Regions from separate parts of the Mus musculus genome. Here region 1 is linked to region 2. The links are chromatin loops, found by intact Hi-C in ENCODE. Cell type or tissue: gastrocnemius. All regions are shown on one strand. Each heading gives the region's core, and the rest is flanking DNA. Links, peaks and the distances in the headings are about the cores only. Region 1 holds the start of Myh7 (myosin, heavy polypeptide 7, cardiac muscle, beta). Region 2 overlaps Rnf212b (ring finger protein 212B).

What was found. Peaks named below come from ENCODE experiments on the same cell type or tissue, not always from the same donor. Only the 100,000 strongest peaks of a DNase experiment are listed, where the experiment ranks them.
Region 1: a loop joins it to region 2, with 2.4 times the contacts of the local background. A loop is called at or near these places in 2 of 42 quality-filtered maps.

What each region holds. Positions count from the first base shown.
Region 1 is chr14:54,993,275-54,998,648 of GRCm38, forward strand. It overlaps Myh7 (myosin, heavy polypeptide 7, cardiac muscle, beta), which reads right to left and starts at 1,275. Exons shown (of 41, transcript NM_080728.3): 1 at 1,237-1,275; 2 at 314-351; 3 at 30-85. It overlaps Gm31251 (a long non-coding RNA gene), which reads left to right. Exons shown (of 9, transcript XR_001781261.1): 7 at 3,380-3,439. RefSeq lists an enhancer at 3,620-3,950. In gastrocnemius, for the core only: no CTCF peak of the experiment used is centred there; a DNase peak (open chromatin) is centred at 2,436; H3K4me3 peaks cover 1,054 bases; H3K27ac peaks cover 1,499 bases.
Region 2 is chr14:54,833,064-54,838,437 of GRCm38, forward strand. Rnf212b (ring finger protein 212B) reads left to right here. Exons shown (of 15, transcript NM_001370899.1): 5 at 5,050-5,165. Among named protein-coding and RNA genes, the nearest start is that of Rnf212b, 22 kb to the left of the region's middle. In gastrocnemius, for the core only: a CTCF peak has its summit at 2,836; no DNase peak of the experiment used is centred there.

The DNA.
Region 1 (5,374 bases), core at 123-5,122, 160 kb after region 2:
CCCAACATTTGGACTCCAACTTTTCTCACCTTGGATTCTCAAACGTGTCTAGTGATAGAGAGGTAAGCCCAGGCCTGTAGAAGAGCTGGAGAAAGGGAAGAGACGGTGTCAGGACAGGCTGTGGCCCAGCCTGGCTTCTGGCACCTCCCTCCTCTCTGGCTCTGTTCTTCAGCACGTGGAAGAGTGATTAGCAGCGCTGGTCAGCCTTTCTGGTCACTGGCATCCTTCCTTTTCAAGCTCTATCTCCTTTCTCCCAAAGACTAACAACCTCCGAGCCCCAGTCCTCCGCCCTTAGGGGCTGTTCTACCCTTACCTGTACTCCTCTGCTGAGGCTTCCTTTCTCGGAGCCACCTACAACACAACAATAGTCACAATGCACTCTTGCTGTTCACTCTCGCGGCTGCCCCTTGGGTACGTGAGGAAGTGGAGGCTGAAGCCTTACTTTTCTCAGAGCACAGGACAAGTAGCAGAGTCCAGATTTCAGACTCGAGCCTCATGATTCCAACAGCCCTCTGACTACCCTCGCACACCCCAGCCTCCCCTGCACACGCCCTGATAAATACACATGCCTTCTGCTTGTGCCCACACTTGACGTGAATGTAAACTTCCTTCCATCCTCAGCACACATGCTCCCCACAGTGTTCATGTGCAAACAGCCCAGCACATAGGCAGGCTCCTGTGGCTGCGTGTTCTTCAGCATACGAAGACCAGAGCCCCCCACACCTGCATGTCTGTGAACTGCTATTTCAGAGACTACACGCAGGGTCATATCCTACATAGTAATAACCCCTCTATGTACAGTCAGACACTTCCCCAAACATAGGCAGGCTCTAGTGTTCACAGAACTGGCTTCCTTAAGAGTTATTCTCCATCATTCTGTCCCTCTTCTGCCAAAATGCTTGTAACCAGGCATGAGGTACCTTATGTGATAAAATATAAACTGATCCTTACATTTAAGATATGTGTGCTTGTACTTGCGCACGCACACATGCACGCACATGCTCACACACTGCTATTGCATTCTGGGCCATATGCACATATAGATATCCACCCCCCACCTTGGAACACTTGGGCTCCCACATTCCTACGGCACAAGCATGCGTATTTAGATCTGCACAGGAGTGTTCAATGATAACCTGGTACTACATGCCAGAAGCCCGCTGCTGTTCTAGAGGAATCACTTCCTGAACCTGGAGCCCCTTATCCCAGAGGGAAGCCTCCAGCTCCCACTCCTACCTGAGGGTAGCAAGTAAGGAAACAGCAGGAGAATGCTCAGAGCCAGACCTGGTCTCAGGGGCTGTATATATGGGGCAGCAGGGTGCCCCATCCCCCACCTGCACCCAGTCCCTAGCCAGATTTAGAAAGGGCTGTTGTCACTAAAAGCATTTCCCCCGACTCTCCCCCCCTTCCCTTGTCCAAACAGTACTCCCCCCTCCTCCCCCAGCTAGGAAACAATTGGAAGTGGTCGTCATTGTTGTGGCATGGCATGTTCAGGGTCTGAGTTCCAGGGGGTGGGGCAGCTTAAAGTGAAGCAAAAATATCTCTAACATTCCACGGCTCACTAGAGAGTAAGCTGACCACGACCACCACGACCTCAAGCAGGCAGGGCCCTGGCTGGCCTGCAAGAGGGTCCTGCTGACCCTGGCATTGCTGCCCCCTTAGAAGCCTTGCCCCCAGTGCTAGCCTGGCCCTATTTCCAGTATCCTCCCCACACTCCTGGCTTGAGTCCTGCATCTGTCTGAGGTGGGAAGGGGTTGGGTCACAGCAGCTGAGAGGGGCAGGGCAGAGTTGGGGGCATGGCTCTGGTATGGTGGTTGGATTGGAGCAGATAGAAGGTAGTAGGTTCCTGTTAGGACCAGAGAGTTTGGACACAGGAATTCTGGCTCACACACTGCTTTCCTTGGGCCAGCAGGCAATGTGTCCCTGGGATCATGGTGCTTCAGAGCCAGGCAGATCTTTAGTGATCCATTTAAGTGCTTTGCTTTAGGGGGTGGGGGTGGGGGTGGGAGATGCTTCCTCTAAGATTGCACAGCTTCAGCGAAGCAAAAGTGGGGAACCTCAGCAGATAGGAAGTTGATCCCAATCAGGGGAGGAGGGCTAGGGATGCTAAGAAGTATGCCAAAGCTGTTTGGGGAGGAGGACCAGTTGCTCATGGTCCTGCTTTAGAGCCCTTTCCTGTTCTAGCGCTGCCCTGCAGATTTTCGAGGCGCAAGGCCTGAGCCTCCCAGGGTTACCCAGGGCTGTAGATGATATGGCTACGGCTGCCTGGTCCACCTGGCCTCTGTCTAGCCGTGGGTGCAATCTTTGTTCTTCCTAGTGGAGAGAGGGACAGGACAGGAGAGACCTTGTCTTCCCCTGCAGGCCCCGGGAGCAACGCTGGCACCCAGCCTCGTTCTTGTTCTTCCAGCTATAGAAGCTTCACTGCTCGGTGTCTAGGCAACAGACTCAGGGTTTAGTTTGAAATCCCCTTTCTTCCCAAACACAGCTCTGAGCGCATGCGGATTAATCCAGTTGATTAGATGTCAGTTTGAAGGAGAGAGGCAGGCCTGGGGGATGGGCTGCCAGCAAAGCAGGTACATTGTGAAGGTGGGGTAGGCATGGCAGGGAAAGGAAAAATCCAGGAAGGGCTTCTGTGGGGTTTCTTGGTAACCAAAGCAGGGGTAAGGATGCTGAGCAGCTGTGTGCAGTGTGCAGGGGGAAGGCAGGGGGAAGGTGGGGGGAGGACCACAGACTGTAGGGGCTGCACCTCAATGCAGCTGCAGCTCCGCAGTCCTCAGAATGCAGTTGCAGTTGCTGAAGAACTGGTCTTGCGACCCTGCCAGGTATTAATAGAGCAGCCTCCCTAGGAGGAACCTCCAGGGCCGAAGGAAGGCTAAAGCTCTCCCAGGCTCTTCTTTTTTTTGGGGTGGGGGGTGGTTTGAGACAGGGTTTCTCTGTATAGCCCTGGCTGTCCTGGAACTCACTCTGTAGACCAGGCTGGCCTCGAACTTAGAAATCCACCTGCCTCTCCCTCCCAAGTGCTGGGATTAAAGGCGTACCACCAGGCTCTCCCAGGCTCTTCTAGCTTTCCCAACAGAAGAAGGTGCCTTCCCGCCATGCTCTGGGAGAGGGCTCAGGCACAGGTGCACGCACTGAGATGGATAAAGAAAGCTTGGGACTCAGGCGAGCCATTTTAAAGCCAGTGTCTTTGAGTGGGGCCAACCTGTGTGGCTGTGGGATTAGGTAGCCATCTCTACAACTTAGCCACACACCCTTTCCCCCTTCTTTCAGGTTTGGAGGGCTTTGGTCTAAAGGTGTTTTTGGAGTATTGTTCTCAACTCTGCAAGGCAGAATTTAAAAGCCAGTTTCCTAATTTTAAGATCTCTGTCTCATATCCCAGATGTTTGGCCTCCTGCTTGCTGCTGTTGGCGGTTGGGTGGCTCTTCCCATCCTTTCCTATGTGAGTATTCATTGAGGGCCAACTTTGAGCTTGGCACTGATGTGGTCAATGGAGATACGTAACAATGAACCAAAGCAAAGACCCCTGCTCCGGGAGCTTTGTCCAGCTGATTGTAGCAGTGGACCCAGGCTTCAGAGTACAGCTTGTGCTTTGCATGCGTGCGTGACATTCCTAGTGGAGAGAATGGGGGCCCGAACCCATGTGAGGAGTGGGTGGTGATGTGGAGCACACTACAGAGTGACAAGAGACAAGACAAAGGGGCAGCAAGTGCTATAAATAAAAAGGGAGGCTGCTTCGCTGAGGTCGACCAAATAAGGCCTGGACAGAAGGAAGGTGATCCGCCTCCCGAGCCTCCCCTCCCCAGGCATTGTGCCTGCTTTGTCTGGGCTCTGTCACCACACTGATCAAATGTCAGGTCCAAATAGGAGCCATTTGCTGTGAACATGCCAGTGGAGACCAGCGGAAAGTTTGCTAAAATTACTGCTGGGAATTAGGGGGAGGTGGGGGTCTGCAGTCTTGAACTAAAGGAGAACTGAGCGTGGAAAGAGAATTCTGAAAGGAATCTCAAAACCCAAAGGGAGAGGCTCAGGAGGAGGCAGAAGAGGTAGGGCGTCTGGCCCAAGGGGAGGAGGAGGCCTTAGTTGTCTGAGAACAGGAGAGGGGACCCAGGAGTGGTAGCCAGCACTTGCCCCTAGCTGCCTGTATCCCCTGACCTTGGAGAACCTATCCCTGGCTCCACATGGGCCAGGATTAGGGAGCTGAGCTAGTCTCTCTCAGGTTTCTCTTTACAAGCAGCTGCTCCTTCTTGTCATTCTTTTGTACTCCGCTGGTTCCAAAATGCTTTGTTCTCTGCATACTCAAAACACCGCCCACTCAATACACCAGGCACCCCAATCTCGACTTTCTGATAGACAGGGACCAGCTGGGGAGGCAGACCAGTTTCAATAAGAGTCTATTAAGCAGGTAGATCTCTCCTTCAAGAGTGTTTGGAGAGGGCACTGTGTGGAGTGGCCAGTCTAGAAGCTTGAGGGAGCTTAAAGGGGGGGCTACCGGGGAGCACAGAGATCCCCTTTGAGACCTTGCTCCACAGTTTCTAGCTGTATGGTCAGTCACATAACTCCCTGAGACAGTTTTGCCATCAATGTGGTTTTTTGCAAGGATTATGGAGACTAAACACAGGTGAGGGACCTAGCACACATCAGCACATAACAGACTTCATAATGGTTTTTATCTCCAGGAACACCAACACCAGGGACCCAGACTGCAGACACCAGAGTTAGTTTTTTTGGCCCCTAGCATTTCCCTCAGCCCACCAAGTCTCATTGGTTGAAGACAAGACCTTCACGTGATCCTAGACCTAACCCATCTCCACAGGATAGCCTTGAGTCAGGAGACCACTGCCCTGCTGCTACCTATAAAACTTTTCTCACGACCATGGTGAACCCCAAGCCCACCAAAAGCTGGCCCAGCAAAATGGCAACATTGTCAGGAAAACAAATGGAAGTGGAGGGGAAGTGAAGAGTTAGCTAAATGCTTTTTGTGTCTGGGGACCACACAGAAAGCTCCTGATAGAGATGGGGAGCCAGGTTATAAGGAGGAGACAGGTTAAACTGTGGCCCTCAGGAGGTGGTCCGGCCAGAGACCCTTCAGATATTTCTGATCTTAGGGTCAGCCAAGGATGCAGAGGGTCTGGAAACCTCTGAAGGAGAATGCTAGAGTATTCTGATATGGAAAAAAATGGGCAAACTTAGCTTGGTATAGGTCTTTAATTCCAGCACTCAGGAGACAGAAGCATGCAGATCTCTGAGTTTGAGGCTAGCCTGGTCTATACAGAGAATGCCAGGTCAGTCAGGGAGACAAAGTAAGACCCTGCCAGTGAGAGAGAGTCTCACTGTGGGACTAGCCTGTTAAGGCACCCGGCTTTAAGGACCAAGT
Region 2 (5,374 bases), core at 86-5,085:
TAGTTCTGAAATGTATATGTGCTATAGTTTTCCTCTGTATACATAAACCTATAGTAAAGTTGAATTTGTAAATTAGGCACAATGAGAGATTCACAATGCAAAAATGGAAGAATTTCTTTTTACTTCTACACAGTTTTACAATGTGCTGGCTTGTTTTATGTCAGCTTGACACAAACCAGAGGCATTTTGGGAAGAAGGAACTTCAGCTAAGAAAGTGTCCTCACCAGATTGGCCTGTGATACATTTTATCAATGGATGATAGATGTGGGAGAACACAGTTGACTGTGAGTGGTGCCACCCCTAGGGTGGTGCCCTGGGTTAAAGTTAAAAAAATGCAGGCTAAGCAAGCCATTTGGAACAAGCCATTAAGCAGCACTCCTCCTTGGCCTCTGCATCAGCTCCTGCCTCCAGGTTCCTGCCCTAATTGCCTTTGATGATGAACTGTGATATGGAAATGTAAGCTAAGTTACTTACCTCCCCAGGTTGCTTTTGGACATGGTGTTTCATCACAGCAGTAGAAACCCTAAGACACAAGGGTATGCTTGTTCTCAGCAAAATCTTAACAACTTCCACACATTCTTCCCCTCTCCCTCTAGTTGAGAACTTGTACCTTTTCACTTAAAGGAAACACTTCAAGGCTTCTTTTTGGTGTTTCCAAATTGCCAGCATCACTTTAAGTACAGTAAGAGTTACTCAAACACAAGCACTACAAGGATTGATCTGAAAATACTTTAAACTACACTGCACCCTGGGTAATTGAAATCCCAGATGAGTGCAGTGTAGCTTGTGTTTGCTATGTTGTGAATTCTTCTTTTGACACCCCCCCCCTTACCTGTTTCACCACTTTGACTAGATAGCAGAGAAAGTATAGAGGAGAAAGAGAGAAAGAGAGAGAATCCCTGAATCTAATTTGTTTCTTCATTGAGCATGACTACTAACAGGCTGCAACCAATCTCCCTCAATGACCAACAACCACCTACCTCACCTCTCAGGTCCCCAACCTTTCCATACCTGTTGTTTTTAAAACAAAATACCAAACATTGCATTTTACCAAATGAAGACTCAGGAGTCAGGCACTGTGGTAAAAGCCTGCCAGCTCAGAAAGTCAGAGAAAGCACCCAGCTGGTCTTCCTCCTCATCTGAAGTCTCAGAAGGAAAAAACCAAAACCAAACCAAAACAGTTCTCCTCTCCATACTATCTTAAAAACCCAACTGAATGTCCCTCCTTTCTGTTTCCATCGCATCTCTCCATCTTTCTGACTTCCTCTCACTCTCTGGGTTTTTTTCCTGTTTATTCCCTGTCAACAGGTTGCTTGCTCCATCTCTTGACCTATGGTTGATTTTATTCAATCATTTTTACAGTAAATAGAAAGCTCTTGTATTAAAGGTATGTTCTAGGGCTGAGCTGCACCAATACTAGAAACAGGGTTTTCCATTACACACTCTCACAGTGTGATCAAATATCCTGAAACATATATCATCTGCAAAGTTCCCAGAATTTCAAACGTCACACAGTTGCAAAAACTATCTTCAGCTGGCAAAACCACATCTCTGTTAGAGTACCAGACAAATCCTAGCGAGCTGCTTCATACGAGGCATCCCCACATCCCTACACCTGGGATCAAAACAAAAGTATAGTCTCATAATATTTCTGTTTTTTTTTAAAAAAAAAACAAGAGCCAGGCGTGGTGGCGCACACCTTTAATCTCAGCACTTGAGAGGCAGAGGCAGGCGGATTTCTGAGTTCAAGGCCAACCTGGTCTACAAAGTGAGTTCCAGGACAGCAGGGCTATACAGAGAAACCCTGTCTCAAAAAAAACCAAAAAAAAAAAAAATTGTAATTGTCACTATAGTGACTTGCAGTAAGTTTTATAAAAAGCCTGCTAGTATCTGTAAGCTAGATTTTATACATTTTTTTTCCTTAGAATCTGACTATCTAACTCTGGTTGGCCTGGAATTCGCTATGAAGACCAGGCTAGCTTTAAACTCACAAAAATGTACATGCCCCCTGAGTGCTGGGATAAAAGCATGCACCACCAGCCTGACAATTTTATAATTTCTGAAATGAGCCAAAGTCTGTAACATGAAGACTATGATACTTATTGTCTGATCCTAAATGTAGAGGTGAAGGAATGATGTCTGGGTCTGGAAGTAAGTCGTTTACATAGTGTTATAATATTAACACTTGCATTATCTAGATGGTGGTGTCAGTAGTATAACAACTTTTATGATCTGCTCTGGGTTACTGTATTAACAAAGCAATCATCTTAGAAAATGATCTACGTAATAGGGTGGAGTCTTTTCCAGGCAGCTCAGTTGGTCCGAGGCCCTTCCAGGCAGTTTGGCTCATCTGCCTTTTCCAAGTAGCTTCCCTTATCTGAGAGGTTCTCTTAGCAGTTCTCACTAATACATAGTTTGAGGATGATAGGGCCTAGTGAGTCTGGTCAGTTTCAGGGACTTCCTGAAGCTGAGTTATTTACTGAATTTTAAAGAGGTTCCCTGCAGGATGAAATGTTTCATGTTTCTTTAGACCTTCCTGTGTCTTAAAGAGCTTCTTTCAAAGATGGGAGGTTTTATCAAAGAGAACATTGCTATATAACCAGTGGCTACATCTAAGATTTAGGTTTCAGTTGGGGGTGGAGGTAAGAAGGTAAAGAAGACTTGCTTAAGACTAGTCAGAGGGTAAGGTCTGGAGTTCAAATCCCAGCAACCACATGGTGGCTCACAACCATCCGTAACGAGATCTGGCGCCCTCTTCTGGAGTGTCTGAAGACAGCTACAGTGTACTTACATATAATAAATAAATAAATCTTAAAAAAAAAAAATTTAAAAAAAAGGGCTGGTGAGATGGCTCAGTGGGTAAGAGCACCCGACTGCTCTTCCGAAGGTCTGGAGTTCAAATCCCAGCAACCACATGGTGGCTCACAACCATCCGTAACGAGATCTGGCGCCCTCTTCTGGAGTGTCTGAAGACAGCTACAGTGTACTTACATATAATAAATAAATAAATCTTAAAAAAAAAATTTTAAAATTTTAAAAAAAAAGACTAGTCAGAGGGCTCTCCCATAATCTAATCTGGCTCCTTGAGTTCTGTAGTAGTGTCTAGTCTCAGTGTACCTGTGACCCTTGGCAGTCTCAAAGAGCAGTATCTGGACTAAGGTAGGATTTGGCTTTGATTAGTCTCCCTTTTTTTGTTAATTTTTAAAGTTTTGTACATTTTCTTTTTAAAGTTTTGATGTGAATGCATTTTGTGGTGGTGTGAATAAGAATAGCCCCCATAAACTTATATATTTACATGCCTAGTCTCTAGTTGGTGAGTTGCTTGGAAGGTTTAAGAAGTATGGCCTTGCCGGAGTATGTGTTCTTGTTGGAGGAGGTATGTCACTGCGGGCTTTTGAAACCTCAAAAACAGGCCCAGTGTGTTTCTGTTTCTGAAGCCTGCCCCCCAGTATCCAGATGTAAGCTCTTGGCTACTTCTTCAGCATTATGCCTGCCTGTGTGACGATATGCTCCCTACCATGATAATCATGTACTAACCCTTTGAAACTATAAATAAGCCCAAATTAATACTTTCTTTTATTAGAGTTACTTACCTTGACCATGGTGTCTTTTCACAGCAATAGAACAATAACTGGGTGGGGGGAATGTATGTGTGTGTGTGTGTGTGTGTGTGTGTGTGTGTGTGTGTGTGTAGTGTATGTATGCTTATGTGCACATTCCACAGCACCCACTGAAGCCATCTCACCAGTCTTGCCTACCTGCCTTTTTTATCACAGAATCTTGCTTTGCAGTCCACTAATGTAGCTCAGGCTGTCCTCAACAGTCCTCCTACCTCAGCCTCATAAGACCTAAGATTATAGGCATGAACTATCAAAGTCAGCTAAGATTTTAAATGCCTTATAATAACTCATTTCATTCCATGTTGATCCCACAGCTAAAACTAGACTGTTGGGAGTACTGTGTCTTATTACATAGTTATCGATTTATAGTAACTATTACTTCCAAACGCCCCCTCCCACCATTTCAGACCATTCCCAAGATTCTAAGTAATTTTTGTCTCTGCTTCTGCTCTGTTCAAATTTTCTAAAATTTTATCTTTATAAGCAAATCAGATGAGGAAAAAAATTCATGAGAAGAGTACACATACCCAGGGAAGGGCCCTTGATAAAGGGTTTATAGTCAAATCAGTGAGAAAGCAGATGAGACATAAATTCTGCTGTGTATTCAAAATAGAGCCTGACACAGCAAAACCACTTTGTAAATATTAACTCTGATTCAACAATCCTGTGATAGGTACATTAGTGTAGCAAATGGTAAAAATGACACAAGAGATAAAGTTATATGCCTATATCCAGAAATAAATCAGAAAACTTAACAAAAATCAGAAATATTCTTTTGTGCCCTTCCTCCTTGAGACAGGATCTCATAGCCCATACCAGCTTCAAATTCACATTGTGGGCAGCCAAGGCCAGCCTCAAACACCTCATCCTTCTGCCTCTTTCCCCTGGGTCCTGGGATGATGAGTGTGTGTCATCACACCTGGTCACAGCTTCACTCTTTACTGAAACAGCACAAACAACCTTCAAATAGCACAGTCTAAGTATTATATGTATATAATATTCTACAATGCCAGAATATTCCCACTAAGGTAAGAGAAAGCCAGTGTCCTAAAATGGAAAGCTTTGGCTCTCCCTTGATTTATTTATTTATTTATTTATTTATTTATTTATTTATTTATTTATTTATTTATTTATTTAATGTATATGAGTACCATTGCTCTCTCCAGACACACCAGAAGAGGGCATCAGATCCCATTACAGATGGTTGTGAGCCACCATGTAGTTTCTGGGACTTGAATTCAGACCGCTGGAAGAGCAGTCAGTGCTCTTAACCTCTGAGCCATCTCTCCAGCCCGAGTTACAAGTTATACTAAAGGCTATAGGGGAAGACCAGTTCTAAACTATAACTTAGTGCATTTCCCTTTATAGTCAAAAGTAATATGGAGGCGTTAATATAAGTTTTTGCTAAAGACCTCTTTTTTCCTAGTAGGTGTGGTGCTTTCAGAAGAAACAAACAGATCTTCTTATTGCCTTTTATAAGGACAGAATTACAAAGTTAGAAGCAGCTGTGAAGGAGGCCCAGGAAATGGCGGCCAGCCAGAACAAGTAAGCACTAAGTTACATCTCCAGCTAGCACCTTTTCTTTCTTTGAGTAAAGCTGTAGACCTTTCCAGATGTAAGCACTGAACGTGGCCCTCTGTGTGTTCATATTGTCGTAGGGAAGTCAGGGGTGAAAGTTTTGGTTGCTCTCCTTGGTCTCTCTTATTTTCTCATTCTTCACTCCATGGACTCTCCTCACTGTATGGCATTTCTCT